Regions from separate parts of the Homo sapiens genome. Here all the other regions are linked to region 1. A link is a loop called in an ENCODE intact Hi-C map of the cell type or tissue named here. Cell type or tissue: IMR-90. All regions are shown on one strand.

Region 1 (4,000 bases):
GCTGTCCCTTTATTTTGTCTTGATGTAAATCAGTTTGACACAGACACCCCTTCTCCTACCACCCCCCCAGACACACACTTCCAAGACTAAACAGCAATATTCCATAAAAAGACCAGATCTAGCCAGTGTTATTATCTGTCTGACATTTGGGTTATTCTTGTGAGTAACTCAGAAAGTAACGTGGGTGTCTGCGATTATTTGAGTACACATGGCAAACCATAATTGGTCAAAAAATAATAAAAGACATTTTTCTGCGACAAAAATACTGTATTGCATGACAACATGGCAACATGACAGCATTCCGTGGACCACAATCCTTTCTCCATTTGCAAAAAAGTAAAAAACAAAAATTCAAAATGAACCAACAAGGCTTTCTTGCAGACAGCAACTACTACTTCATATTTAAATTAACTTAAAGGAGTACTGAGAGTAATCTACCAGTCTGTCTTCCCCAAATCCACGTAAAAAAGGAGTACTGAGAGTAATCTACCAGTCTGTCTTCCCCAAATCCACGTTATATATCAATTTATATTCAGTCTTGTGAGACGGAGCAGAAACGTGGCAAAAGATGCAACTCTGTATCCTTTTCTACAACCAAGTACAGGTTTTTGACAATCCTCGGAGTTTTGTTTTAGAGCTTGGCTATTTTTGAAGTAAAAACTTCAAATTTCATCACCACCTTCCAAAATTTATTACATGAGTCAAATCTAAGACAAATTCCACTTATCACTGGGCTGATAAAATTTGAAGCTTATCAGCACAAGTCATGCCTTAGGGTCTAAATCTAAAACCTACTCTCTTCTCTTCTACTATATATATTCCCATTACCACATGGCTGTGTAAATGCTAAGCAATAAGGGAAAATATTCTAGTTGCCATTCCCCTAAGAAACCAAGAATCAGGTTAAAAATTATTCCAAAAGCAATTTAAAAGATCCCATGAAAGAAACATACTCGTACTCATAGACAGACACCCATTGAAGCAGACAGCAGTGTGAATGGAGGGGGTGTCTAAATGCTACAATCTCATAAAACTCGACTCAGTAAGGACAGTTAGGGACCGTGGAGGAACTCACCCACTCGGAAGTTCGTGGCCGTCAGGGTGTCGGCAGCATGACCATTCTCACTAATGAGAGTGGTGGTGTTCCCCTTCTCACAGCTGTTCTGACAGCTGCCCTTGGTGCAGGTCACTTTACAGATGCTCGGAGTAAAGACCACCTTGATGCGGCCAGTGTGGTTACTCACTAGGAGCGGAGGCAGGGAGAAAAAGAACAACAAACACATCAGCTTAGTATCCATGAACTTGCCTTGGAAGGTTTAAAAAAACAGAAAAAAAGAAAAGAAAGGAGCAAGAGGGGAAAAGAGAGAGCCCACAACCCGACAGGTTTAAGGAAAGAGGGAAGCCTTCAGTGCTCGCTGCTCTGTATTCAGTGGTGTCTCTGAAACAGGAGTAGGAAGCTTAGCAAACAGAACTCTGGGATGCACTCCAAAACCACATTTGAAGTCGAGTCACTGGAGTGGGATTACTAACCACAATGCTGCACTTTATTCACGGGCAGACAAAGAGCAATACCGAGGGCACGACAGATTAAAGAGCCAACCCTGACAGGCAGATGTAATGCAAAGGGGTTGGCCGTGCACCTAGCGGTGAATAAACTCTTGTGTCCTCAACTTGCATACTTTCCCTGTTTCTCCACTTATTAAGTCACTATTTGCAGCCCGACCCCTGGAAATGTTTTAGGCATGCGGCATGTCTGAAAACATCTGTCTCAAATCTCCTGGCACTCTCGGCTGAAGTGATCAAATGCTGTGACGCAGCTGCGGGAGCCCATTTCTTTTTCACAACTCCAGGGCACTATTTCTCCATAAGAATTTAGGCAACATATATTTTGTTTTCCTGTGAACGGGGCCCATCTTTAAAGGGGTAAGCCAGGTCACAGGGATAAATGGTTGCCTCCCTAAAAATAACACCCTTGGGCTCTCACTGTCTCTATTCATAGACCACCTGGAGTAGCCACTGGGGATGGAGCTTTCTTTCATTAGCGTGGCCTTCTCTTAAAAACGAAATGCTATCACCTGACCACACAGCCGAGGCTATGTGGTATCACAAAATAAGCCCTAGACTAAAAGTATATCCTGGTTTACAATCCCAGCTCAACCACGGTGTGACTCCGGACATGCCATTTCAGTCCAGTTCAGTTCAGTTTTTCCAAAACTTGAGAGAATTGAAACTGGCATTTTCTACACACTTCTAACTTTCAACGTCTCTATCAGAGGTCAGCAAGCTACAGTTCAGGGACCCAATCCAGCTTGCTGCCTGCTTTTGTAAATAAAGCTTTACTGGAACACAGCCACCCTCATTCATTTCTGTACTGTCTATGGCTGCTTTTGTGCTATGACGGCAGAACTGCACTGTCTCTGTGCAGTTCTGCTTCACCCAGACCTGCCCTTCACTGCTGGATCGCAACCTGAACTCTCTGGCAAATTGCAAGACACACACTGTTTTGATTGCTACATCTGCGATAGGCCCCTAGCCAGGTCCTTCCTCTTTCCAGGAGACTAGGCAGAAAGCAAAGATGGTAGCAGTAGCTGAAGACAGCCAGTCATCTGTCAGGCTTTAAGGCCGTCAAGAAGCAGTGCCCTTCTGACGCCACTCCATGACTGGAGTGGCCAAAGGGGAGAGAGGCTCTGGGCCAGCCTTTTTTATACCATCTTTGCCCACCAGAAAAGCTTGTCTCTCTTTATACTGCTTTGGTTTGGCTAATATTATATTTTCAGAAAATCATCCCAAGATGCCTCTATAAGACCCTCAACAAATTAAAACTGTGGTCATAAGCTGAGCTTGGAAACAAAGAACTTTAACCAAAGAAGCCATTCCAATTTCAGGGTTGGAATGGGGCCCCAGAGGTTTTCTAACGCAACCATCTCTCATCCACTGTTTGCATTCCACGTATCAAGTGGTCGTGTAACCTTTACTTGAAAATCTCTAGTGACGGGCAGCTCATTACCCACAAAAGCACATGATAGTTATGGCAGTTCCCAGCAAGTACTATTTTTTATTGAGCTGAAATCTGGCCTCACAGTAACTTGCACACATTAATCCTAATTTGGTTCCCCATGGCCTCACAATCTAATGCCTCTTCCACATGACAGCCCTTCAAATAAGTTATCTTTGAGATAAATGCCACTTAATCAAAGAAAGCTAAAATTAGGACTTGAACCCATCAGCTGGGTTGGTCATCTCACTTAGAAGAAGAAAAATTATTCCTCTGGAGGAGAAAGCCCTCCATTCTTTTCAAATGGTTTTCCAGGACAGTTTCTCCTTCACCGGTGGTTCTAACCCTGGAGGATCAAGACATGTTGTCTGAAATGGCAAGATGTCCTAGTGGCCAAGCAGACCTTCTGGCACCTTGCAAAATGACATCCAATAGGATGCTACTATCAGTCAATACTTTAAATCGAGGGCTAGCAAACTTTTTCTACAAAGGGCCAAATTGTAACTATATTAGGATTGTAGGCGAAAAGGACTCTATTCCTATTCAACTCTGTGGACCCGCTTAGCTGGAAAGCAGCCTGTCAAAAACAATATGTAAATGAGTGGGCATGGCTGTGTTCCAATCAAACTTTACTTAAACACTTCAGTAACCCCTCCTTTAAATGCTTACAGGACATTTTAAAGTTATCTGGGAGTCTACCTTAGAAATTCAAAAAAAACAACAGAATCCTGATTTCACCAGCAGAGAAAATTCACCTAGTTTGATTTGCTTTTTCACAGTAGCACAAACAAATCAGCTTATAATCTAAGTTGTCGGAAAATGCTTACAAATATCTTGAGGATACTTTGTGTGTTCAAGTGTGTGAAACCCAAGAAAAAAAGAGACAACATTTTCCCACTTCAAAAGAATATAAACTCCTCCTTTTTCTGGCTCCTGGTACAATCATGAAATTAGAATCCGTGTGCCAACTATTTTGTCTTCTCTGGCATTAACTTGTAGCACCAG
Region 2 (4,000 bases), 360 kb after region 1:
GCTAGGTTTTATCTACTGACAACAAGAAGGGAAATGAGCTTTGCACACAGTGGTGTTCTTTGAAATCATCCAATGGCTTTTCTTTTTTGAGGTCTTCAGAATTTGGGGGACTACAGACAATATTTGGTGCCTCTTTTACTTTTTTCTTTTTAAACTATTACTTAAACTGCTATTACCAATAGTGACTGGCATCTCAGTTCAGAATAGTCATACTCTTAAGAACAGAACATCATAAAAGAAAAACAAAATCAAAAGAAGCTTCAAAAAAAACCTCTCTCGATTCCTCAGAACATAGTTGTATATGTTTGGGTACAAAAATCTCTATCTTCTCGTCCAGTGCTATCACATAAAAGTATCATGCTAGTAGCCTCATTATATTTTCTACATTTCAAAAAGTCAAAGGAAGGTGGTCCATGCCTGTAATCCCTGCACTTTGGGAGGCTGAGGTGGGCAGATCACTTGAGGTCAGGAGTTCAAGACCAGCCTGGCCAAAATGGTAAAACCCTGTCTCTACTAAAGATACAAAAGAAATGAGCAGGCATGCGTCTGTAATCCCAGCTACTCGGGAGACTGAGGTGGGAGAATCACTTGAACCGGGAGGTGGAGGTTGCAGTGAGCCACAATCACGCCACTGCACTCTGGCCTGGGCTAAAAAATGAGACTCTGTCTCAAAAAAAAAAAAAAAAGTAAAAGGAAGGGTGAAATTTATTTTAATAACATTTTATTTAACTCTACATATCCAATATGCGATTCCTTCAATATATTATTACTATACAAAGTTATTGAGACATTTTATATCCACTTTTTCACACCAAGTCTTTGATGTGAATTCAAAGATGTGAATTCAACACAAATTTGTGAAATTTGATGTGAATTCAACACAGCATGGATCAATTTCAACTAGTCACATTTCAAGTGTCCATTGTCACACATGGCTAGTGGCTACCATTATTAACACAGTTACACTATTTCTCTAAAACACTGACATAGGCCCTGGAATACCTTGCATCCTTCCCTTCTTTCTCCAATAAAAAACTAGCTCCTTTGGCTGAGATCCTCCCTTGAGCTTCTTTCATATATTATAGTTACTCCTGTTCCTCTCTTTACAATAACAACCAAAATAATTAGCTCTTAATGAGCATCTGCTATGTGTGCCAAGCACTGACACCATGAGCTTTCCACACATTACTCATGCGTTCCTCACACCCACCCTGCAAGGTGGTCAATCTCACTCTCCTAAGAGAGGCGACAAAGAGTCAGAGTCAGTCACAGACAGAGGAGAGGTTCGACACAGTCAGTGTGACTCCAAAGACCACGTCCTCTCTGCCTCCGACAACACCATTCTGCCTATACACAAGCCATGATTTATGGCAATACCATCCTTGTCACCAATAAAGAGAGAGGGGGAAACAGGGCAGTTAACATGTGCTGGGAAAACCCAAAAGATAATTCTTTAAGAACCAGGAGCATATCTCTTCCCCCACAAACGCTCTCTTGATTGGGCTAGTCAGGTGGACAAAAGAAAACATAGAAAAATGGGTGGCCACAGGATGGGGCAAGAATGGAGGGAGATAATCACCTGATAGAGAGGCCCTGGTTGAGATTTCTGCAGAGCTTATTTCCAGGGCAAATCGTGAAGGCAAGCTGGCTGTATGCAGCCAATAACCTTTCAAAGCTGACTGTCTAGCGTTTCTGTCTCAGGGAGCCAATAGAGAAACACAAAAGCAGGCCAACTGTTTATTTTGAATGTGATAATACCTGTACTTAACCAATGGCTTTAAATTATTTTAAAAATAATTCACAAAGAACTCAAAAGGTTGAGAGCATGGTTTCTTTGAATTTCCCTCACAAAGTCCCCTAGAGTGTGATAGAGGAGAAAGACGACTGGGATTCAAGTGGCTCTGAGTAACTGTTACGACCCTGGCTATGTCACTTAACCTATGAGTCTCAGTTCCCCAAGTGTGAAATAAGCAGGGGTGGACTAGGCTAAAATTCCTGAGTTCTCCAGATGCCCCAGATTCTGAAAACCCAGAGGGGACTGGGTTCGAAGGTACACAATTGCCATCTAGTGGCAAAATAAGGACATTGACAATAGAATGGAATATAGAAGCACTTCAACTTATAGGGTTATGTTCTGATAAATCCATCATAAATTGAAAATATTGTTAAGTCAAAAATACATTAAATTCACTTGATCTGCTGAACCTAATAGCTTCACCTAGCATACCTTAAACATGCTCAGAACACTTACATTAGACTACAGATAGAGAAAATCATGTAGCACAAAGCCGATTTTATTTTTTAAAAAGTGTGGAGTGTCTCATGGAATTTATTGACTACTATACTGAAAGTTATCAACAGAATAGATGTATGGTTACTCTAAGCATAGTTTCTACTGAAAATGTATCATTTTTGCACCATCATAAAGTCAAAAAGTTATTAAGTGGAACTATTGTAAGTCAGGGATCGTCCGGTATTTAGAATTAGCAGGTTTGAAGAACTGGAAGGGAATCAATTCAATTAGAGACCTTAGAAATCAGTTCAAAAGAGATCTAGAGGAAAATGATGCTTACAAAGGAAATAACTGGCTTAAAGCCACACAATGGTTCCTCAACCCAAGTGTGAAATATGTGTGCTGAAGACAGTGACTGTAATACTTATTAAACCTTAATAATTAAAATAAAAATTAAAGTTTGCTACCCTGAGGGCTAGCAAAAACTAAGCACCACTAGACAACTGGCATAGATAACTTTTATAATTAAAAAGTTAATTTTTACAAGGGTATTTAAGACACATCTGCAATGGGTACCACTTATGAACCTACTACTCAAACTCCCTTCCTCTTGAAAGTTTCCACATCATTGATAATCAGTATTCAAACTTTTGGCTAATTTCCCTCATATGATCAACTGTTTTGAATTTTTCTGTCACATATAATAAAGGTTAATGTAGAATAATCTAATCCTAAAGCCATACCACACTCTCCACTCTTTCTGTACCCCTGCCTGATTTCTGTGACCCCAAACACAGATGAGTTGTTGAATGTGGTATCATTAAACAGGAAATGACCGAAGTGAAATCCAAGAGTGACATCAATGGTGTCTGATAGTAGCTTTTCCTAAAGTGATGCTTGATGCTCATTTTTTTCCTCATGTGCACTGCCAACTCCTTCATAGCCAAGTTTCTCATTTACTAAATTCTAAGTTCTCCTTCCATGAGGAAATATAAATCTTAACCTACCAGCTTCCTGATCTCTCCAAAGGAATAATTTCTTCTATTTCAGTGTCTTCCCTTAAACTAAAGGATCAACTAAATTTTATACATACTTTTTCTTTTACTAGAGGTTATTAATTACTGAATGCCCTTCTCTTAATTCTTGTGCTAGATTTGGTTACCACTGGTCTTTATATTTGCTGAGTCTTTTCAAATAATTCACAATGCAAAGTAACACAGGTGTTTATATGTCATCTGCATGTGAGATTCTCCTGTTAGATATATCTCCCTAATTTTAGGCTACAGATAATGGGGCAACAATGGTTTTTCTACAGTGCAACAGGCAGAAAAGAAAAGAACGACTACGTAACATCTATTATTGCGAACTTACTATGGGCCAGGAAATATGTTAGACACCTAACATATACTGGCTCTAATTTTCTCAGCAGCAAATCCAGGTAGAGATTATAAACTCCATTATTTAAAAGCTCAGAAAGATGAAGAGATTTGCCTTTGTTATCTTCCTCGGGATTACCAGAATTCAGAATCAGGTCTATGGTAGCAAAGCTTTCGGCCTCCCCACTATGCATCAGTCACACCTACAGCCCAGATGTTATCACAGTACTCACATTTCTTGGCAGTTATGCAAGTTACACCTTAAGACTTTCATTCTGTACTGCTTACCAATATTAGAAGGGAAAAATAAAAAGGAAAGAATGTCTTTTTTCCGTACATATTATTCACATATGTTCATCCTATCCTCCCTATTGGAATGTGAGTTCCAACA
Region 3 (4,000 bases), 64 kb after region 1:
TGCCTGGAGGGTGGTGCATCCCGGGAGGACATGGAAGATCTGCGCCCCTTCCCCTAAACCTCTCCCTAAGCACCTCTTCGTCTGTATCCTTTGCAATATCCTTTATAATAAACTGGTAAACCTGTGTTTCCATGAGTTCTGTGAGCCGCTCTAGCAAATTAGTCAAACCCAAACAGCAGATCATGGGAACCCCAACTTGACACTGGTTGGTCAGAAGTTCCAGAGGCTCAGACTTGCAACTGGTATCTGAAACGGGGGCAGTCTCGTGGGACTGAGCCCTGAACCTGTGGGATCCGATGCTGTCTCCAGGTAGACAGTGTCAGAATTCAATTAAAGGACATTCAGTTGGTGTGCACTGCAGAACTGACTGCTTGCTTGCTGGTGGGCAGAAATCCCCACACATCCGGTGTCAGATTTGCTTTGTGAGAGTATAGTGGGGGAAGCACAGTTGGAGTTTTTCCACATTCAAGCTGCTTTGTCAGCTTAGGTCCCACAGTGAAAATGACATAAAGAAGAATCCCCAGACGACCCGTGATGAACATGTCCCACGTGTGATGATATGGCACAAAGCCCAAAACAGCCTGTAACTACTATCTGCATGAGGAAGAAATAAATCTTTGTTATTTCAAGCCCCTCAGATTATGACTTGTTACGACATCATAACCTAGCCTATACTTGAATTCTATCCTCCTTCCATTAGCTTGTGGACCACACCCTTCTGATTCCCTGCTTCCCTTCCCCCTGTTCCTGCTCCAAAATCCATTCTGCAGCCACCTCCTAGATGCTGTGCAAGGCAGCCTCTAAGATGGCACCCAATGATCCCACTGCCTGGTAGTCCAGATTCTTGCAGAATCCTCTCCCCTAGAGTATAAGGCAGATCAAGGGACTCATTTCTAATGAATAAAATATGACAAACATGATGGGACATCACTTCTGAGATTGCGTTTACAAAAAGACTGTAGCTTCTACTTTGTCCACATTCTCATTCACTGTGAGGAAGGCAAGCTAGCTGTCCTATGGAGAGGCCCAGGTAGTGAGGTATGAATGAGGCCTTCCGCCAAAAGCCATGAGGAACCAAGACCTACCCAAAGCCACGTGAGTAAGCTTGGAAGTGGCCTGAACGACTCACTCTTTGTTCCCATTGCTTATCTAGTCAGGGACTGCACATAGTGGCCCTCAACCCTGGCCATAAAGAACTCTGGAAAAATCTTTACTCTGCAAGCTCCACCCAGACTTGCTGAACCCACTATGAGTGGCTGTGGCCAGATCATGTATGATTAAAGAATAAAAAGTCCACAGGTGTTTCTCATACATCTAGCAAGGGTGAGAACCACTGCTTTAGAGAATCACTCAGCCCAGCAATTGGATGATGAGGAAATGCCCAGAGAAATGAACTGACTGGGCCAAGATCTCATAGCCCGTGGCCAACGTGGAGTTTTGACCCTATTCCCCTGACTACTAAACAGGTGTTACTCCCCCACGCCACAGTGCCTTCTCTACTGGGGTCTCCTCTGAGCTCAACACTCTAAGAAAACATACAAGAAAGGCACAGCCCTGCCTTCAAGGAGCTGCCTGCACAGGATCTACAAATTAGAAGGAAAGAAGCCCGTTAGAACATGCCTCTCCCATAAGCTGTAAGCAGCAAAGAATGGAATAGGGGTTCCAGTTCTTGTAAATTAGGTGTGGCCCTTGGGCTTCTGGGAAGTTTCCAATGTGGGCTGGCAAGTCTAGGCATTCTCTTGGCACAAAATCACCGAACAGTAAAGAGGTATCCGCTTAGGTGAGTGACTGGGCAGACATTACTTAAGAAACTTAAAGGACTTCTTTAAGCAAATCCCAGCCACAGTTGAAGTGATGGCCTGTGGCCACCAGCCATGGCTAGCCACCCACCGCCTGACAGCAGCTCAGAGGTTTCGCCATCCCAGACGGGCATGCCGCCCCAGTTATTTTACCCTTCACTTAGGGCCACCGTCACCTTGCCATGGCCCTAAGCAAACTATCCTTGGCAAAGCAACAACGGCTCCAGATGGAGAAATGACACACTATTCCAACAAACTTTTCAAAGGAAAAACAAATAGATATTTCTGAGTTTGTTTTTTTGTGGGCAGCTGGAAAAGAAAATAAATCCACCAAATACCAACACCTCTCCAAAAAGTGTGTTGCCAGGACCATGATGACTGGTGTTAAGAATGAGAGTTTCCGGCAGAGAGAATGTGACACATCGCTGAGTCAAAGGCAGGCCCAGCCCTGGCTGAAAACCTTTGTCAGAACTGGGTTATGCTTTCACTGTAAGAAGTTTAAAAGGAGGGCAATGGTGAAGTCACATCCATGAGTCACTTTCCCACATGCTATGCTCACTTTTCAACAGGATCAACAGACCAAGTACCCACAGGGTCTCCCTCAGACTGTGAGCTGTTGAGAGCTCTTCGGGGAATACCGTCTTCCATTCTAAGTCATAAGCACTGTGCCCACCCACTCCCTATAAATAACCCAGAGAAATTAATATTGCACAAAATGGTGAAGACAGTAAGCATTTGTGGATGAAAATGGGGGAAAGGGAGAATGAAGAGGCAAAAATCAAAACTGCATGATGTTCATTCTTGTTCTCTTCAACTTTGTTTTGTGAGCAGATAACTGGTCTGGATGCAGATGTCTGTACTAGGAACCTGAGTCTATGAGGCTTGAGAATAATCTTGACTGACAACTTCCAGGCTGTGCTGCACACACACCAAGGGTTTCAAGGTCAGCAGGTAACATTGACCTGCCCTCTGTTCACCCCAGAGATGCCTTAGCAAACAGCAAAAACTCTGGGGCAGGCAGCTCAGACTTGCTTGTTGCCCTCCTAGGAGACAACACTACCTTCTAGATCAAAATGGATCATAAGTGGGAATGACAAGAATGGGTGCTTCATCTGCAGAAATTTGGGAACTGAGGGACTAGATATTCCCATGCACAGGAGGAAGAGGTGCAGACTAGAGGGAGAGGGTGTGGGTATGAATGGAGTGGGGCGGGGAGGGAGGCATCAGTGCACAGAGCCAGGGGCATCTTTCTCCCCAGTCCAGGCTCTCGGAAGTCTGGCTTTGAGTGGGGCCATCATCTCAGGGTACCAGGGATACCTAACAAGTACACAGAGAGGAATCAACAGTCATGTATTGTGCTCAACCCTCTCCCAGACAACTTAACACAATTTCAGAACAAGAGTAAACTTTAAGTAAGCTTAACTTCCGGAGCAAAATATCCTGAGCCCCAAACAAAATTTCCTTTACTGCTGTTGGTTTTTGAAACTGACATTTATTGAGGCACAAAAACATTCATTCTCTGATCTAAATGGTTAGAATAGTTAAACATTGATATGAATCAGGGGTTAGCAAACTTTTTCCATAAAGACCCATATAGTATATATTTTAGTTGTGGGCCAAAAGGCAATATTGAGGGTATCATAGAGGGTACTTAATGAGAGAAAACAATTTCACACACATTTTTCATTGACAAAATTCAAAACATAATATTAATAACAAAGTATAATTATTTGTATATAAGCCTCCTAATGTGAAGAATGATATTCTTTTGGTAGAGGGAGGACAATTTGCTTAATTGGGACTCAAAGTTAGTATTCCTTATCATCAAAATCAACTGCAAATATTATCAAAATAATAAAAAGATCAGTGGTTGCCAAGGATTAGGGGAGAAGGAAGAATGAATAGGTGGAGCATAGAGGATTTTTAGAGCAGTGAAAATACTCTGTAGGATGCTGTAATGGCAGATACATGCCATTATTCATTTTTCCAAACCCACAGAATGTACAACATCAAGAGTCAGCAATATAAACTATGGACTCTGGACGATGATGATGAGTCAATGCAGGTTCATCATTTATAACAAATTACCCCTCTGGTGTGGGAGTGGTAATAGATAATGGAAGAAGCTGTGCACATTTGGGGGCAGGGAGTATATGGACTATATATCTATTTCCCTTCATTTTGGCTGTGAATCTAAAAAT
Region 4 (4,000 bases), 300 kb before region 1:
TTTAAATTCTTGACTCCTTAGTTCACCATTAAAGTCCCACCACCTTCTGAACCCAGCCTCCTCCAGGCACTTCTTTCCTGCTCCATAGGCTCATTCCCTCTGCTGCTGTCAAGCTGGCTGACTCTCAGTTCCCTTGAAGAGTTGCCAGATTTGGGAAATCAGAATACAGGGCCCCCAGCTAAGTGTGAGTTTCTGATAAACAGCAAATACTATTTTCGTATAAGTAGGTCCCATGCACTAAGTCTCATACACAGTCATGCAGTAGGGCACACTTAGACTAAAAAAGTGTTTGTTGTTTATCTGAAATTCACATTGAACTGGGCATCCTGTATTTCATCTGACAGCCCTATTCCTTGGGCGCAGGAAGGCCATTCCTGTCTCTGCTCATGCTCACAGCTCCATTCTTATCATAGATGTCCTCATCTCCCTCATCCATCAGCTCTCCTCCCGCTTACCAAGACCCAACTCAGCCTCAGGCCTCCATGAAGCCCGTCTGGATCAGGTCTTCCTTAGGTGGCACTCATTATCTACGTCATTAATTTGGCTCCACATACAGGATGCTTTGTGTCCTGTATACTTCCCTTTTTTCAACTTAACATTGAGTTTTTCAAGGATAGAGATTATATTGTAAGTTAGAAAACTTAATAAATAGGTGTTCATGGTGTGGTGCTGCTTGTAGACCTGTAATACAGGATGAGACAGTAGGAGAAAAGTCTCCAAAAGCCAATTGTCTGAATTTAAGGTGCCTGTAAATACACAAGAATCATCGTGCAATACCCCTCTACCCCACCCAGCGTCAGGCCAGATGGCAGGTGGGTGTAGTTTCCAGTCTGAAGAAGAAGACCTTGGCATGCTTCTCCCACATCCCTCTTCAACACATCCCCCAAGTTGTACATTGTATTTGGTGACATCTAAATTTCTTGCTGCTTCATATGGTCTCTTCAGTAACCTGATTTTACTTGTATTTAAATGTGAAGGCCAGGGTTGGCTCTATTATTATGTAAACTGTAAACACATGGTGATTGTAGGAGTTACTCTGGAAATAAGGCAATACATTTCTATGTAATTAATTAAAAAGCTAAAAAATTGATAATTTTTTTCAAAATTAGCTAACTCTAACTTAAAATGTTCTCAGCAACTTGTAGATACATAAAACAATCTGTAGAACTACCGTAGAACTATTAAGCAATTTCTAAGAACTGTATTTTAAATACCTGGCATTTCATGAATACAATTTTTTTTTTTTTTTTTTGGCGATGGAGTCTCACTCCATTGCCCAGGCTGGAGGGCAGTGGCGCGATCCCGGCTCACTGCAACCTCCACCTCCTGGGTTCAAGCGATTCTTCTGCCTCAGCCTCCCAAGTAGCAAGGATTACAGGCATGTGCCACCACGCCCAGCTAATTTTGTATATTTAGTAGAGACGGGGTTTCACCCTGTTAGCTAGGCTGATCTCAAACTCCCAACCTCAGGTGATCCACCCGCCTCGGTCTCCCAAAGTGCTGGGATTACAGGCGTGAGCCACCACGCCTGGCCCCATGAATACATTTATAAATCTATGGTCATCTGGAAACCAATGACCAGCAATGAGCCTTTTACAAGTGAAAAAATATATTCTTGAAATAATACATCTAACTCATAATTTTATCTTTCTTAAACCTTACATACAGTTAAAACATTTTCATTCTCATAATGTAAACATGTGAATGTGTCAAATGTGAACGTTGTTTTGAAACTCTAAGGGAAATGAGTTCAACATGATCAGAAATCAGAATTGCTGTAAGCAACATTGCTGTAATTAGAGCCATGTGGCGTGGCAATTAATTAAGTCACCTTAGAGTCCACTCTGTGGAAGATCTAAAGTGGACTCAGAACTGACTTTGCAGCACTGGAATGTCCTGAAAATAAATGCTGAGGGTTTGTTTGTTTGTTTCTTCAGATCTATCATATTTATTCAGATTAATTTCATTTCCCTCTCTTTTTTTTTTTAACCACTTAAGTTCAGCTAAGAAATCATGATCTTTCTATTCAAACATATTATACTTTCTAACAGTTTCCATGGAATTATAATTTTCTAATCAGTAAAAAATAACCCTTAAATTCTCCCAGGAAAGAAGACGGCCAGTGGGATCCACACTGAGCCTGAGCCGAGTCCTGGCCTCCTGTGCCGGTTCTAGCTGGTTCTGCTTTTCTGGCTTCCAGCTTTGCTATCTTCTTGGGACAGATTCTAAACATCCCAATCTCAAACAGGGATAGGGCAAAAGAAATAACAGCCACACATTTCCTTCTGCTCTTCCTTTTCAATAATCCACCAGAACCGTATTCCTCTGTTAGTCATTGTGGTAACATTAATCAAGTTACTCCAAGACACAAATGTGGTTATTATCAGCAGCGGATGCAAATATGGTGCATCATTTAAACAAATGTGCTTGTTTAATGGCAAAGAATGTTAAAAGAATTTGGAATGTCCCTAGTAGCTTTCCAAGTTTTTGTGGGCAACATCAACTGTTCTTGGATTTAATCCATTTCCTTTCAACCTTACCATTTCCAAACCCAGTGACATTTTTCAAGGTACTCAAAACATAATGAACGAATGTTTGGAAATAATAATTTAAATCTACATAACTACTATGAACACTTTCTATCACTGGAAACTATTCAGTGCTGTTTTTTGTGGTTCTAGAAGATTCTCCATTTTCTGAAAAATGAATGTTCAAGACAAAAAACCTGTATTAAAATTTGTTATCTTTGCTTAATTTTATACAAAATTTAAATTTTATATATAACTTTTATACAATTGTCCATTTCTGCTTGAAGGCCTATTTATTAAAAGTATTCTAAACTATTATTCATCAAATAAATTATAGGTGGATTATTAATCAGCAATTTGAAAAGGGCAGACAAGCAGACAAATATCAAAAATATATTTTTAAAGGTGATCATCAATGAAATTATTTATACTATCTAAACCCCTGATAATAATGAAACTGAAGAAAGTTTGTAAAGTTATTGTCAAGAAACAACTTTTTAAAATATTTATTGTAAAAACCTGAAGATGTCATAACCAAGGTTGATTTCTACATTTCTTCAGAGATATGAGCAAAGCATATTGAAAAGTTACATGAGGATCGGACCTCAAATCATATCCATTGTCTGTGGCTAATATCCATAGTTCATGAAGTGCATTAAGACGCAACAACAGACAGATTTTTAAATGACACTTACCTTTGCAGAACTGCAATAATGTTGATCCCTATAGTGAATTGTCTTTTTCTTTCCACTTCATCACCTCTAGCAAGTTTCTCTTCAACGTGCCTAAACACCTAGAATTCCTGTTCTGTCTTCTAAAATGCTGTCATCACCTCCATTGCCCAAATCTAGTTCAAAAGTGAGGAGAGAAAAAAAATTGAAATTTGCAAGCTGTTTATGCCTAACAACAACATTGAAGCTGCTAAGCTTTGAGCTCAATGAATTAAAGGTTGTTTGGCTAAATGGCAGGCAGACTTCCTCCTATTCTTTCCGAACTTAGTTTTCCTGCCTCCAGTGGAGCTTTTTCCTTTCCTGGGCTATAAATAGGCTGGTGGTAAGAGTACTGAGGAAAGAAGAAGGCAGGAAATGTATTTGATTTCAGAAAGCAGCCTTAGGTATATGAGTGCATGTGTGCTTCTTTCAAATGAATACCAACAAACAAACTAAAAATTTGGCCTCAAATAATTCAGCTTTGGTCTGTGCACCATAGTCAACATTTTCTTTAATTTCCTATGGTCTCAGTTTTACTATAAGTTGTCATATCCTATAGACACTTAAATATGGTTGATTCTTCAAGGTGGGAGTGTATGTCTGGAATGAAGGGACAGTTTAATTTGTGACATACATATTTTTTTCCCTTTCAAATATTATACTGTGTATGCCATGCTTTCAAAACATTAATTTTAAAGACAATTTTTAAAACTGTTATTACTTAAGGTCCTTCATATAATTCTATTAGATGTCTATGTATTG
Region 5 (4,000 bases), 450 kb before region 1:
GACGTGGTGGCTATGACCATGGTGGCCGAGGGGGAGGAAGAGGAAATAAGCATCAAGGAGGCTGGACAGATGGAGGGAGTGGTGGAGGAGGTGGCTACCAAGATGGTGGTTATCGAGATTCAGGTTTCCAGCCAGGTGGCTATCATGGTGGCCACAGCAGTGGTGGCTATCAAGGCGGAGGTTATGGTGGCTTCCAAACATCTTCTTCATATACAGGAAGTGGATACCAGGGTGGTGGCTACCAGCAGGACAATAGATACCAAGATGGCGGGCACCATGGTGATCGTGGTGGTGGTCGTGGTGGGCGAGGTGGTCGTGGAGGCCGAGGTGGTCGTGCAGGCCAGGGAGGAGGCTGGGGAGGAAGAGGGAGCCAGAATTATCACCAAGGGGGTCAATTTGAACAGCATTTCCAGCATGGAGGTTATCAGTATAATCATTCTGGATTTGGACAGGGAAGACATTACACTAGTTGAGGCTACCGAACCTTACATTTTGCTAGAGCTCAAGTAATAGAAACTTAGTTTCAGAATCCTGAATTCAGCACCTATTTTGAATTAATGTGAGACCACAGGTGGCAGGCAGATTCCTGCTTGGCATAAGCATTTGTAGGTCTTCATTCAATTCTGTTAGATTTTTTTATTGGACTTACATAATGCCGTTTATTTGAGAAACACATAACATCTCTCCTTTCTATGAAAAATTTTTTAAAAGGTGGTTAAAATTGCCTTTAATTGCCCAGTAGACTAATTCCACAGTCAGAACATGCAAACTTTTTTGAAGAAATTACTTGAATAAGTAGTTTTCATGTTTTCAATATGCAGTTTTGAAAATGAGGATTCACCTAGACTTTTTTAGATTTACTACTAGGAAACCTTCCTCATATGAATAACCATTTATATGTGTTTTGCTTAAAGTATTCCAATGCCTATTTTCCAAGCACAGTTCTGCCCCCCGGTTGACTTTTATGCCACGTGTGCTTCATGATGGAACTTTTAGGTCAGTTCCTATTAAATGAGCTCTTTTGCAGATAGCACATTCAGTAGCCTTATTTTGTTGATGGAATACTGTATCATATGCTCAACTCTGAAAACCTTGAACACGGCCAAAATCCATAAAGATTATAAAAGCAAACTAAGTTGTGAAGCTATAGTACATGTAGGCATTTAGTTAAGTATAGCAATTCAAACTGACCTGCATCCATCCAAAACAAATTCCTCCTTCAACCTTATTTTTACTTGAAATTTGCTAGAAGAAATAGCAAACCGAAATTTGTTTTATGCATGAGTTAATACCACTGGCTCAGCAAATACAAGTTAGTTTGCTTTAAGCAGGTAACTTTTTTTGTAATGGAAGAAATGCACTACAAAGTTAAGACAGATTTTTGCTAAGTGCAGGAGGCCCTTTATTATTGCTGCAGAAAACAAAAGCCTGGCTGAGTTGATGTTTTACATTCTCCCTTACTGAAATCTACATGACATGATGCTTCTTGCTGGGTTTTTGTACATGTAAACATTGTCAAGCTGTGAAAGAAAATGGCTGGAGGTGTGCTTTGTGTGAAAGGTGAGCAATAAAGTATCTGTTAAGTTCTCTCTTTGGTTTGAGTTTTATTTTAGCTACTGAATTATTCTGGACTCTTGCGTCAAGCTGATGAGCTAAGGCTTTTGTTCCCAAAGATTCTTGAGTATTTCCTTAAAACCTAATTTTAGTGAAAGGTGACTTTTATCCTAAAACCTTAAATAAATGGAAAAATGGCTCTTTCCAGGTTTTCCTTTTATAATAATATAGCTAGAAACCGTCACCACTCATCTCTGGCCACTGGGTGTAGCTGTTGCTACACATACTAGGCAAAAATGTTTTTAGGGTTTTTTTGTTATTTGCTTCTCCATTCTTCCTAAGATTGGGGGACTTTTTTTAAAAAAGGAAGTAACTGAAAATATAAATATGTTTATCAAAAGAGAAATTGTATTTCCTTTCTACTAAATTGGGCTTTTTTAAAGAATCAACTCATGTCATGCCATTTAAAATAATCTACTTGCTACTGAGATAAGCACATTCTTCTAATACTAAAACCATCTTTGAAAACCCACATTGATCCTTTTAACTTTACCTGTTTATTTTTCAGCTAACATTTACAATTATTTTAAAATGTTCAAATTTGAAGACAATTTCAAGTGTTTTATCATTAAAGTAAGTTAAGGTTTTAAGTTGTCTTGAATGTTGTGTTGGTTTCTTTAAACTGTTAAGTAATTATGTTTATATAGGATTTCCTATTAAAATTGTCAAGGTTTCATATTTTAAATGTATCATATCTTAGGATGTATTTATATTTAGTATTTGCTTTGATCTGTTTTGTAGCCTCAGACTCCACAATATAGCTAATGAATACAGGTTTCATTCTTTTGAAAAATATTTTGATTTATCTTTACGGTTAATAGATTGCTTTTTCGAATATAAGGATGTAAGAACACAAATGATACATTTCGCCCTGATAGTTCTGAAATCTGCAGCTCCTGCTTCAAACTAGATTTTCCCCCAACATTATTATTTTTTAAAAAACTTCTATGTTCAGGGGTACATGTGAAGGTTTGTTATACAGGTAAACTTGTGTCACAGCGGTTTGTTGTACAGACTATTTCATCATCCAGGTATTAAGCCCAACACCCGAAGGTTATCTTTTCTGTTCCTCTAGTTCCTCCCACCCTCCACCCTCAAGTAGACCCCTATCTGTTGTTTCCCTCTTTTGTGTTCATGCGTCTTCATCATTTAGCTCCCACTTATAAGTGAGAATATGTGGTATTTGGTTTTCTGTTCCTGTGTCAGTTTGCTAAGGATAATGGCCTCCAGTTCCAGCCTTGTTCCTGCAAAAGACAGGATCTCATTCTTTTTTATGGCTATATGGTATTTTATGGTGTGTACATGTACCACATTTTCTTTATCCAGTTGGTCATTGATGGGCATTTAGGTTGATTCCGTGTCTTTCCTATTGTGAATAGTGCTGCAGTGAATATATGCGTGCATGTGTCTTTATGGTAGAGTGATTTATATTCCTCTGGATGTATACCCAGTAATGGGATTGCTGGGCCGAATGGTAGTTCTGCTTTTAGCTCTTTGAAGAATCGCCATACTGATTTCCACAATGGTTGAACTAATTTGCACTCCCACCAACAGTGTATAAGTGTTCCCTTTTCTCTGGAACCTTACCAGCGTTTGCTGTTCCTCCCCCGCCTCTCCCCATTCTGAAACCATAAAAGAATTGAGTTTTTTCTCTTGAACATAGATCAAGTTCTCTAGAAACAGGATATTTCAAACCACCAGTTAGTTTTATTGTTATATTAAAGTTCTTAGGTTTTGTATAGAGAGTATCTTTTGATCTTATATGCATTCTTAACCTTAACTTGTAAATAATGATTTACTGGAATATAGGGCATATGAGAATTTCTTGGAGAAACAAGCGAAAAATATTAGGAGAGAATTTTTAACATGATATCTTAAACTGTTATCTCTTAAAACGGATACAGTGAGACAGACAGTACCTTTAGTTAATGTTCTGTTTCCTCCTACTACTAGGAACTAGAATAGGATGTCAGTATTCTCTATGAAAACTATTAAAGATATACCACTATCATTTTTATTTCTTGCTGTAGATCCAAACTAATCTAGTGTCCAACTGTGGTAGACATAGAATAGGCAAATTCTTGCTGAGGGAAGGCATTTGAATCATTTCTATATATACTTAATTGATTTCCCAGTGCCCAGATTACCTCCATCCTTAGACTTAAATATTTTTAGGTTGTGCCCATTGTATCTTTCTGGATACTTTGTCTACCTATATTACATCCTTTTGAAAATAGTTTTTAAATATGTTTATATTATTTAATCATACCCCCGCCTCCCACTTTAGGTAATTTGGATAGCATTTGATCCATTTGTTTTTTAACAGAGAGGGTTACCTAAATAAAATTTAGGTATTTATTTGTATTTTACCTAAATAAAAAAATGA
Region 6 (4,000 bases), 77 kb before region 1:
CTAAAGGCTACAAATCATAGAAAGAGTGGATTCAACCTCATTAAGCAGAAGATCTTTTCAACAGTTAATGCTCCTTAACAGTGGAAGATGCTGACTTCACTAGGAGCTGACCATGGAAACCCATCTCTCAGGGATGCCCAGGATATGAAGCAGATGACCTTTACGATTTCTGCAAGGTCTAAGGTTCTGTGGTCACTACATACTGATAGGTTACATTATCCCATCTAGGAAATACAAGTTACTACACACCACAGCAAAACTCAAGTGTTTCTGCTGCTCTCACATCTATAATAGGACTGCGTCTAGGCAGACGGCCTCCTAACCACCTCCTTTTGTCTTATCTCCTCCTCCCTCATTTCCACATCTCTAGAGTTGCTCATGCTGCCTGGGCCTCTAACTACAGCACTTATACAAATAAGGCAAAAGGAAGAAAAACAAACAAAGCTACTCCCAGCCTTGATTCAGCAGTGCACTGGTCATGATTCCTGGAACACTGAGTGCATGAAAATAACTTTTCAACCCTTCCTATGTGCACATCTGTATGAACACTGTGATGCAGAAGGTAAGGCTGTTCAAGAATCATTACAATTATTCCACAAATATCCATGTTACTACATTTACAACACAAAATTATTATAAGCAATAGTGAAAAAAACCTTTAATTTTGAAGCTAGTCATCAAAAATTACAGATTGCAGGGTAATGTATGTATCTAAATCTTGGCCTGACTGGGAACACATATCTTCAGACTTTAATCTCATTTTTGAGGTAATACTGTAGCACTTCCCTGATATTCAAAGTTGGGCTGTGATCATAGACACTTTTACATCTGCCTATCAATGTGAGAGGAAAGATAGTTCAAAACTTATCTGGTAACCAAGGATTACAATTTTTGTCAATTAAAAACTCCCCACTGGAGTTGCTTCAGAGGCTGAATGATGATTTGAAGAGATTGTGATAGATGGTGGAATATGGTTTCATAAGGTTTTATAAGATTTAATTTTCACGTATTAAAATCGCTGGTACCTATAGTGCCTACAACGTACCCTCATTCCAAGAGTGTTTGCTGCACTGTGCAGAGTCCTGGGGAAGGAGGATCCAGCAGTGGTGGTAAGAAAAGAGTGCTGGACTGGAGTCATTAGACTTGGATTGAAATCCCAGAAACTTCTTACTAGCAGTGAGAAGTTCAGCAAATCATCCAACCTCTCTGAGCCAGTAATCCCAACCCCAAAGGATTGTGAGATTAAATGATGCTTGTCCAATCCCAGATACTGGGACTCCATCAACCCCTGTGTGGGGATTAGAAAAGGGCAGCTGTAGGATGTGACCTGCATCAGGACATGGAGTTGGATGAGCAGAGCATGGGCTGGACTCCAGGCCCCAATCATCCTCCTCAACTGGTGCCTGGTGTGGGTAAAACCTATAACCAGCATTAAAGTACTAGCCATTTGATAAACTCTCAGGACACATTTATTAAAAGTCTTCAGATATTTAACTATTAAAAGGGCCACTCCATAAAGATAGCCACATGTCAGGAACCTACTACTTAATCTTACTATTTAAAACACTAAAAAATGATAAACTGAAATACTCTTATTAATTGTCTTCATTACATGTATATAACTCATTTTATTATGCTATGAAGGACTATTATATAATAAAGTATAAAATATTTTAAGTTTCAGTAGAGAACATCTTTTAGAGCCAAAGGAGAGAACCCAAAACGTTAAAGTGATACAGGTTTCAAAAAATACTTGTAGAGACTGCACTGAGGGAAAACATGAAATAAAACAGAAGTCTGATTCATTGTAACTCTTGCAAGAGTAAGTAGGACTGTGTTTAGGCAAGAACTGAAACAAGGAAGTGACTCAATGGCTCTACTGGGGAGAGAGATTCCAAAGAGATGGAACAGCTCTAGCTAAGCATAACACCAACCACCAGCTGGGAGAAAAGCCAGTGGCAACGGAGGAGGGTAAAGACAGGGGAAGGCAGGTCAATACGAAGGAACAAAGAGTGGGTGTGCAGAGTCAGAGAAGATGTGGAGCTAAACCATGGAGGGTTTTCCAAATTTGAGATTAGATGTACAGTTGGATATAAAAATCAACCAGGAAACAGGGGAAAAGAAGCATCATAGTTCCTTTTCTCAAAGCAAAAAAGTTTATATTGCTTCCAATTAAATAATTAGCATCTTTGAAACAATGGTAAGTACAGAAAGACTGATGAGGATGAAGAGGAGGAAAAGGAGAAAGAGATAATGTTTTTATAAAGGTAAAGTGTTCTATATCTAGTACTTCCCCTGAAATGTAAAAAAGAATTACCAGGACAAAGTATATCATTCACAGGGAGGAAAAGGAAGAAACTATACTGGAGATAAACATAATCAGGAATAACAAGAGGACAAAAATTTGAAATTAGATGATTGGAGGCCCATTGACTGTACTTTTTCTCAAACAAACAGCAGAAAGGAGTTAAGTTCAGCACGAATAATATCTTATCTCAACAAATGCTGTCCAGCCACAGCAAAAAGACTTCTGAACACAAAGCAAACTCCCAGATATCTACTTGCCTTGCAGCATTAGCACATTATGAACAGGAAACAGACTTTTCTGCACAACCACATTCCCCTTGAACTCAGTGAAAAGCAATGTAAGGATGACCCACAACTGGGTAAATGGCAAGAGGGCAGCTTTTGAAAATAGAAAAACATTCACATCTTCACTTTACCAATTACCACCTCCATGACTATAGGCAAAACTCTCAACGTCTCTCTGCCTATTTTGTCTTCTATAAAATGGCACTAGAGACATCCGTTTTTCATGGAGCTCTTGAGTGGACTGAGACAACACATGTGAGACGGACTGTATGTGAGACAGCCATATGGCCAAGCCCCACTGGGCTTGTATTAGATCTCTTCCCCCAGGCTCCTCCTTTAAAAACCTGGGCTTATTTAACAAAAGAGCAATTAATCTAGTAGTTATTCGATATACAATATCCCAGATTCAGCCTACAGATAAGAGATGTATAAAATAAACACGTAAGTTAGATATAGAAATAAAAGAAAAAGATATTCTTAAGACCTTGCTAAAAATATTCAGGTTTTCTCAAAAGTGCTCTGGCTAGTAAAGAAATACTCAGTGAATTAATGCTGTGGAGGGCATGTCATTGTATAGATTTCATTTTAACTCTGCTTAAGAAGCACAACATGGTATCATGGAATTCCAATAATTCAACTTGTAAATATTGACGTTCAAGCGGCAGATGATTTCACTTTGGGGACATCACGATCGTACTTGTCATGGTGCTATGTTTTGGTGCCAGAGAACCAAGACCATGAAGCAACAGCAATGGAGCTCACTGTGCTCCTTCCCCTCAAGGATCCATGGCCCAATCACAAAACACCACACAGCATGCGACTCTCTAACTAAGTCAGGTCCCAGAGAATATAGCTGTCCTTTCAGGTTTAGATAGCAATGGTTTCTTGTGAATCCTCCATCCCTAGAAGAAATGGCCTAAGAGTCAGGGTGCAATAGTAGAAAGACTGGCCAGGTGCGGTGGCTCACACCTGTAATCCCAGCACTTTGGGAGGCCAAGGCAGGCGGGTCACTTGAGGTCAGGAGTTCGAAACCAGCCTGGCCAACATGGTGAAACCCAGTCTCTACTAAAAACACACACAAAAAAATAGCCAAGCTTGGTGGCGGGCGCCTGTAATCCCAGCTACTTGGGAGGCTGAGGCAGGAGAATTGCTTGAACCTGGGAGGCGGAGCTTGCAGTCAGCCGAGATCGCGCCACTGCACTCCAGCCTGGGAGACAGAGCGAGACTCCATCTCAAAAAAAAAAAAAAAAAAAATAGTAGCAAGACTGGACTAGACACTAAAATCTTCAGTTTTACTCCCCACCTCCCACACAAACTCAACTGCAAACTGATCTACCTCTCTGGATGTTAGTTGCATCAACCCATAAAATTGTAAGGACAGACTACTTGCTAATACTCATTTAAGTGC
Region 7 (4,000 bases), 110 kb after region 1:
TTTCATCTGTAAATACTTTAACATGATTCTCCTCCTTATGAACATAACTACAATGCCATCATCACAGCTCCCAAAATCAACAATCATTCATTTATATCATCAAATTACCAATGTTAGCATGTTCATGATTGTTCTATAAATCGTCATTGTTATCTTTTTCTTTTATTAGCAGTTTGTTTGAAACAGGATAGAAACATAATCAAAATACTGTGATTGGTTAATGTGTTTCTTAAGCCTTGTTTAAGCTACGAGGCGTCCTTCCATTACTTTTTTCTCTATTTTGTGTCTTTTTGGAATTGTTTTGTTGAAATCTTAGTCAGTAGCTTGGTTTTCAAGCAACCTTTAGAGCTTTATATTACCTTATATTACCGTTAATCTTCATATTTATCAAGTTCTAATTAAATCATATCCTAAATATGGTTATTTTTAAATATGTCCACGAATTCTTTGATATTTCTCCATTTAAGCAGTGCAGCATACTTCTACCCCCTCTGAGTGAGGACTAGACTTAGCAACTCACTACTAATCAGTACAATAAGGTAAGCGTGAGGGTGTGGCATCCTTAAGACCAAGACCATAAAGGCACTGTGGCCTTCTCCTCGCTCTCCCTAATCTAGGATCACTCACTCTGGGAGAAGCTTATGGCCACATTGTGAGGACACTCAGGCTGCTCTACAGAGAGGTCCACATAGAGAGGAAGTGAAGCTTTCTGCCAACAGCCAGTGCCAGGGCTAAGGCCTCCTGCCAACAGCCATGAAAGTGAGCCATCTTGGCAGTGGATTCCCCAGCCCCAGTCGAGCCTTCAGATGACTGCCACCCCTGCTGACTGCTTGGCTGCAGCCCCTGGATTCCTGACACAGACTGTCAGTCAATAAATGCATGTTATTTTAGGTTGCTAAGTTTTGGGGTGATTTGTTACACAGCCAAAGAAAACTAATATGCCAGGCTACCTAGCCTCACATCATTGCCTCCCCTGGATACACCCTTCTCCTCCAGTTGTATGTATCTGAATCCAACCATCTTTTCACAGACACCTTCTCTAAGGAGCCATCCCTGGACTCCACTGCACTAACACTCCAAAATCTGGAAACAACTGCTCTTTCCTTTGATTTCCTAAGGAACTTTATTTGTATTTGGTTCTAAATCAAGTTGCCTAAAACCAATTCAGCCAAAGGTAAAACCAATTCATCTAATCCCCACCTGCCTAAAATATGTGCTTTTAACACTACAATTTTACCAAACTAGCTGTTCCTCAAACATCTCAGGCACACTCCTGCCTCAAAGCCTCTGCCTCACCCCTACATATCTGCAGGGTTCATGCACTTATCGCAGGCCTTTGCTTAAATGCCTCTCAGTAGGGTCTTCCCTGGCAGCCTATTTAAAACTGCCACACCCCTCACTCTTCCCCACCACACACCAACCCAGCATGTCCTATCTGCTAATGCAGTTTTATTTTCTCCACAGCACTTATGAATATCTAATGTGTATTTTAATTATGTCATTTATCAACTGTCTCTCCCTCTCTAAACTGTAAGTTCCAAGAAAGCAGACATTTTATGTAGTTGCCTAGTGTTATCTATCCTTAGCTCCCTGAACTGTGCCCTCATACATAAAATATGCTCCATAAAAACTTGTTGAATAAGTGATCAAGATGATAGCACTTCATGTGACACACAATGAACGTAACACTAAACATTTTGGCATGTTAGACATATTTATGTATATAGTTGAATACTTTAAGGAGGCTTAATCAATCTCCTCCTTTACTGGTTAAACACAAAACCTGAAATATCCTAAAATAGGCAATCTGAAAGATAACTTAAGGATTGTAACATTTCTCAAAAGTAGCCAAAGTGGGCCTATCACATGTGATTCCTTGGCCATTTGATTAAACATGACTCACTGTGATTATGTCATAACCTAAATTAATCAAAGGGCTAATTCTATAGCTTTGTATAGTTTCCTTTGTATAGCTCATTTGTCATTTCAAAATCTCCTTAAGAGCAGGACTGGATCTTGTACATCTTAATCTTCTCTGCAGGGACTAGATAATGGGGCAAACTATATAGTTTATTAATATCAGGATTGATGGCACCCAAGGCCATCTCTTCTCATCTCTTCTCTTTACTTAAAAGTGCACCAGTAGGCACACCCATATATACATGCCTATAACAATGCTACCATAAAAAAGCATCTTCATTCAGCAGATGAAGTCTCCAAAGCAAACTGCCTAATGACTTTATTTTACCAAAGCTGAGTCAGAGCTGAAACCTTAGCCTCCTCTTTGACTCACAACATTCTTGTCTAAAGTACACCGCGGCTACCAAAAGGAAGGAAAAAAAATAGACTGTTCCTTTATCTGACATCCGACATACGGTTCTTACTAACAATCCATATATATACATCATAGAGGGTCAAATTCTAACAGTGGATGGTGATATTGAAGATGAATAATGTTGCTTGTAAATTACTTTACAGTTTATGTAAGTCATAATGCTAGAAAAAACTAATTGCAATTCACAGTAATCTGACTCTTGATCGCCAAAGCATAGTTCAACACAGAATTGTTTTTTGTTTTTAATATCCAAAACAATGTTGGAAGGGAGATGTCTAGCTATGATATAATCAAAGCTTTATACCGTTCCAAGGACACACAGTTATATTCATGTTCTGGCACACACAAAAAAAGCACTACTATCCTTTAGAGAAAAAGTTAGCAAACTACAGTTCATGGGCCAAATCCAGCCCACAGCCTGCTTTCCTATGGCCCAGAAGTTAAGGATAACTTTTATGTTTTTTAATGGTTGAGAAAAAAATTTAAAAAAGAATAATACTTCATGACCTGTGAAATTTATATGAAATTCAAATTTCAATGTCCATAAAGTTTTATTAGAACACAGTCACACTCATTAATTCATACACTGTCTATGGCTGCTTTTGTGCTACCATGGCAGAACTGAGTAGATGCAACAGAAACCGTATGTCCCACAAAGCTAAAAATATTTACTATCTGTCCCTTTACAGAAAATTTTTGCCAACTCCTTCCTTCAGGGCATGGATGCTGAAACGTGACTGCCTCTGTTTAAATTGTAATACTGTCACTTAGTAACTGTGGGACCTTGAACAAACTATTTAACCACTCTGTACCTCAGTCTTCTCATCTGTAAAATGGGTTTAATAATGTTACCTTCCTTACAGGATCCTTGTGAGCTGTAAGTGAACAATACACAATAAGTGTTTAAAAGAGTACCTGGCACATAGTAAGCCCTTACTAAGTATTAGCTATACCTATCTTACCTTTGCTTCTTGTTGAGGGCTGCAGAATGTGTTTTCCAACAGCAAAGTAGCATTTCAAACTAGTCCCTAAATCTAGCTACCACAATAGAACTGAAGTATTATGAGACAAGAAGAAATTAGAGAATAATGAAGAAAAACAGAAAAAAAAAAAAAAAAGAGGATTGAGGAGGGAATAGGAGAAAAGAAAAAGACCACACTCAGAAGAAACAGTAGGTGGTCTATTCGAAGGGGAAGTAAAAATAAGGATAATTTCATCTATAGCAACAGACTGAATAACTTCTGTGGGCTGACTGGATACTAATCACCATATGGAAGCTGTCTCTGCAGAGGGAAGAAGCATTCTAAATTCCAAGCAAGTGACTTACAAATGAACTGCTACGTCAAGCCCATTTTTAAGTTGGGAACTTCCTGTATTTTACCTTCCTAGACAAATGACAAGTGATAGTTGCAGTACATTCTGCATCTTATTATCCATACAGAATAGCTCATTAAGAGGAGACAATTTGTTTAAGGACCCGGTGCAGCTGAGTGGCTGCTTGTAATGCAACTCAGAGAACGGGGTAATCTTTCTTCTCTGAGTTCTCATTTTGTTCAGAATAGCACTTACTTCCTAACACTAAGAAAAAAAAAACCTTGTTCCCATAAATAGAAAACAAGCTCATTCACCAAAAATGGACCCACACGGCAACTGGGAGATAAACAT

Evidence for each region. A loop is a pair of places that touch in the nucleus more often than their neighbours do. Peaks named below come from ENCODE experiments on the same cell type or tissue, not always from the same donor. Only the 100,000 strongest peaks of a DNase experiment are listed, where the experiment ranks them.
Region 2: a loop joins it to region 1, with 7 times the contacts of the local background. A loop is called at or near these places in 2 of 110 quality-filtered maps.
Region 3: a loop joins it to region 1, with 7 times the contacts of the local background. A loop is called at or near these places in 13 of 110 quality-filtered maps.
Region 4: a loop joins it to region 1, with 2.0 times the contacts of the local background. A loop is called at or near these places in 4 of 110 quality-filtered maps.
Region 5: a loop joins it to region 1, with 4 times the contacts of the local background. A loop is called at or near these places in 3 of 110 quality-filtered maps.
Region 6: it touches region 1 in a loop (5-fold over the local background); 17 of 110 quality-filtered maps call a loop at or near these places.
Region 7: it touches region 1 in a loop (2.5-fold over the local background); 8 of 110 quality-filtered maps call a loop at or near these places.

What each region holds. Positions count from the first base shown.
Region 1 is chr2:33,132,036-33,136,035 of GRCh38, reverse strand. LTBP1 (latent transforming growth factor beta binding protein 1) reads right to left here. Exons shown (of 34, transcript NM_206943.4): 5 at 1,076-1,243. Among named protein-coding and RNA genes, the nearest start is that of LTBP1, 190 kb to the right of the region's middle. In IMR-90, a CTCF peak has its summit at 1,654; DNase peaks (open chromatin) are centred at 1,635 and 2,435; H3K4me3 peaks cover 2,384 bases; H3K27ac peaks cover 3,000 bases.
Region 2 is chr2:32,770,870-32,774,869 of GRCh38, reverse strand. The region is part of intron 13 of TTC27 (tetratricopeptide repeat domain 27); the gene reads right to left. Among named protein-coding and RNA genes, the nearest start is that of LINC00486, 53 kb to the left of the region's middle. In IMR-90, a CTCF peak has its summit at 2,059 (motif pointing left); a DNase peak (open chromatin) is centred at 2,029.
Region 3 is chr2:33,068,295-33,072,294 of GRCh38, reverse strand. All of the region lies in intron 3 of LTBP1 (latent transforming growth factor beta binding protein 1), which reads right to left. Among named protein-coding and RNA genes, the nearest start is that of LTBP1, 120 kb to the right of the region's middle. RefSeq lists a silencer at 2,219-2,513 and an enhancer at 1,456-2,655. In IMR-90, no CTCF peak of the experiment used is centred here; DNase peaks (open chromatin) are centred at 2,264 and 3,834; H3K27ac peaks cover 1,250 bases.
Region 4 is chr2:33,435,815-33,439,814 of GRCh38, reverse strand. It overlaps a transcript of RASGRP3 not described here. Among named protein-coding and RNA genes, the nearest start is that of MIR4430, 19 kb to the right of the region's middle. In IMR-90, no CTCF peak of the experiment used is centred here; a DNase peak (open chromatin) is centred at 2,384; H3K27ac peaks cover 417 bases.
Region 5 is chr2:33,581,249-33,585,248 of GRCh38, reverse strand. It overlaps FAM98A (family with sequence similarity 98 member A), which reads left to right. Exons shown (of 8, transcript NM_015475.5): 8 at 1-1,589. The coding sequence ends at 473. Among named protein-coding and RNA genes, the nearest start is that of RASGRP3-AS1, 14 kb to the right of the region's middle. RefSeq lists an enhancer at 981-1,800. In IMR-90, a CTCF peak has its summit at 1,821 (motif pointing right); no DNase peak of the experiment used is centred here.
Region 6 is chr2:33,208,712-33,212,711 of GRCh38, reverse strand. The region is part of intron 7 of LTBP1 (latent transforming growth factor beta binding protein 1); the gene reads right to left. Among named protein-coding and RNA genes, the nearest start is that of MIR4430, 210 kb to the left of the region's middle. In IMR-90, no CTCF peak of the experiment used is centred here; DNase peaks (open chromatin) are centred at 391 and 1,891; H3K27ac peaks cover 3,264 bases.
Region 7 is chr2:33,021,719-33,025,718 of GRCh38, reverse strand. The region is part of intron 3 of LTBP1 (latent transforming growth factor beta binding protein 1); the gene reads right to left. Among named protein-coding and RNA genes, the nearest start is that of LTBP1, 77 kb to the right of the region's middle. In IMR-90, no CTCF peak of the experiment used is centred here; DNase peaks (open chromatin) are centred at 2,288 and 3,658; H3K4me3 peaks cover 229 bases; H3K27ac peaks cover 2,360 bases.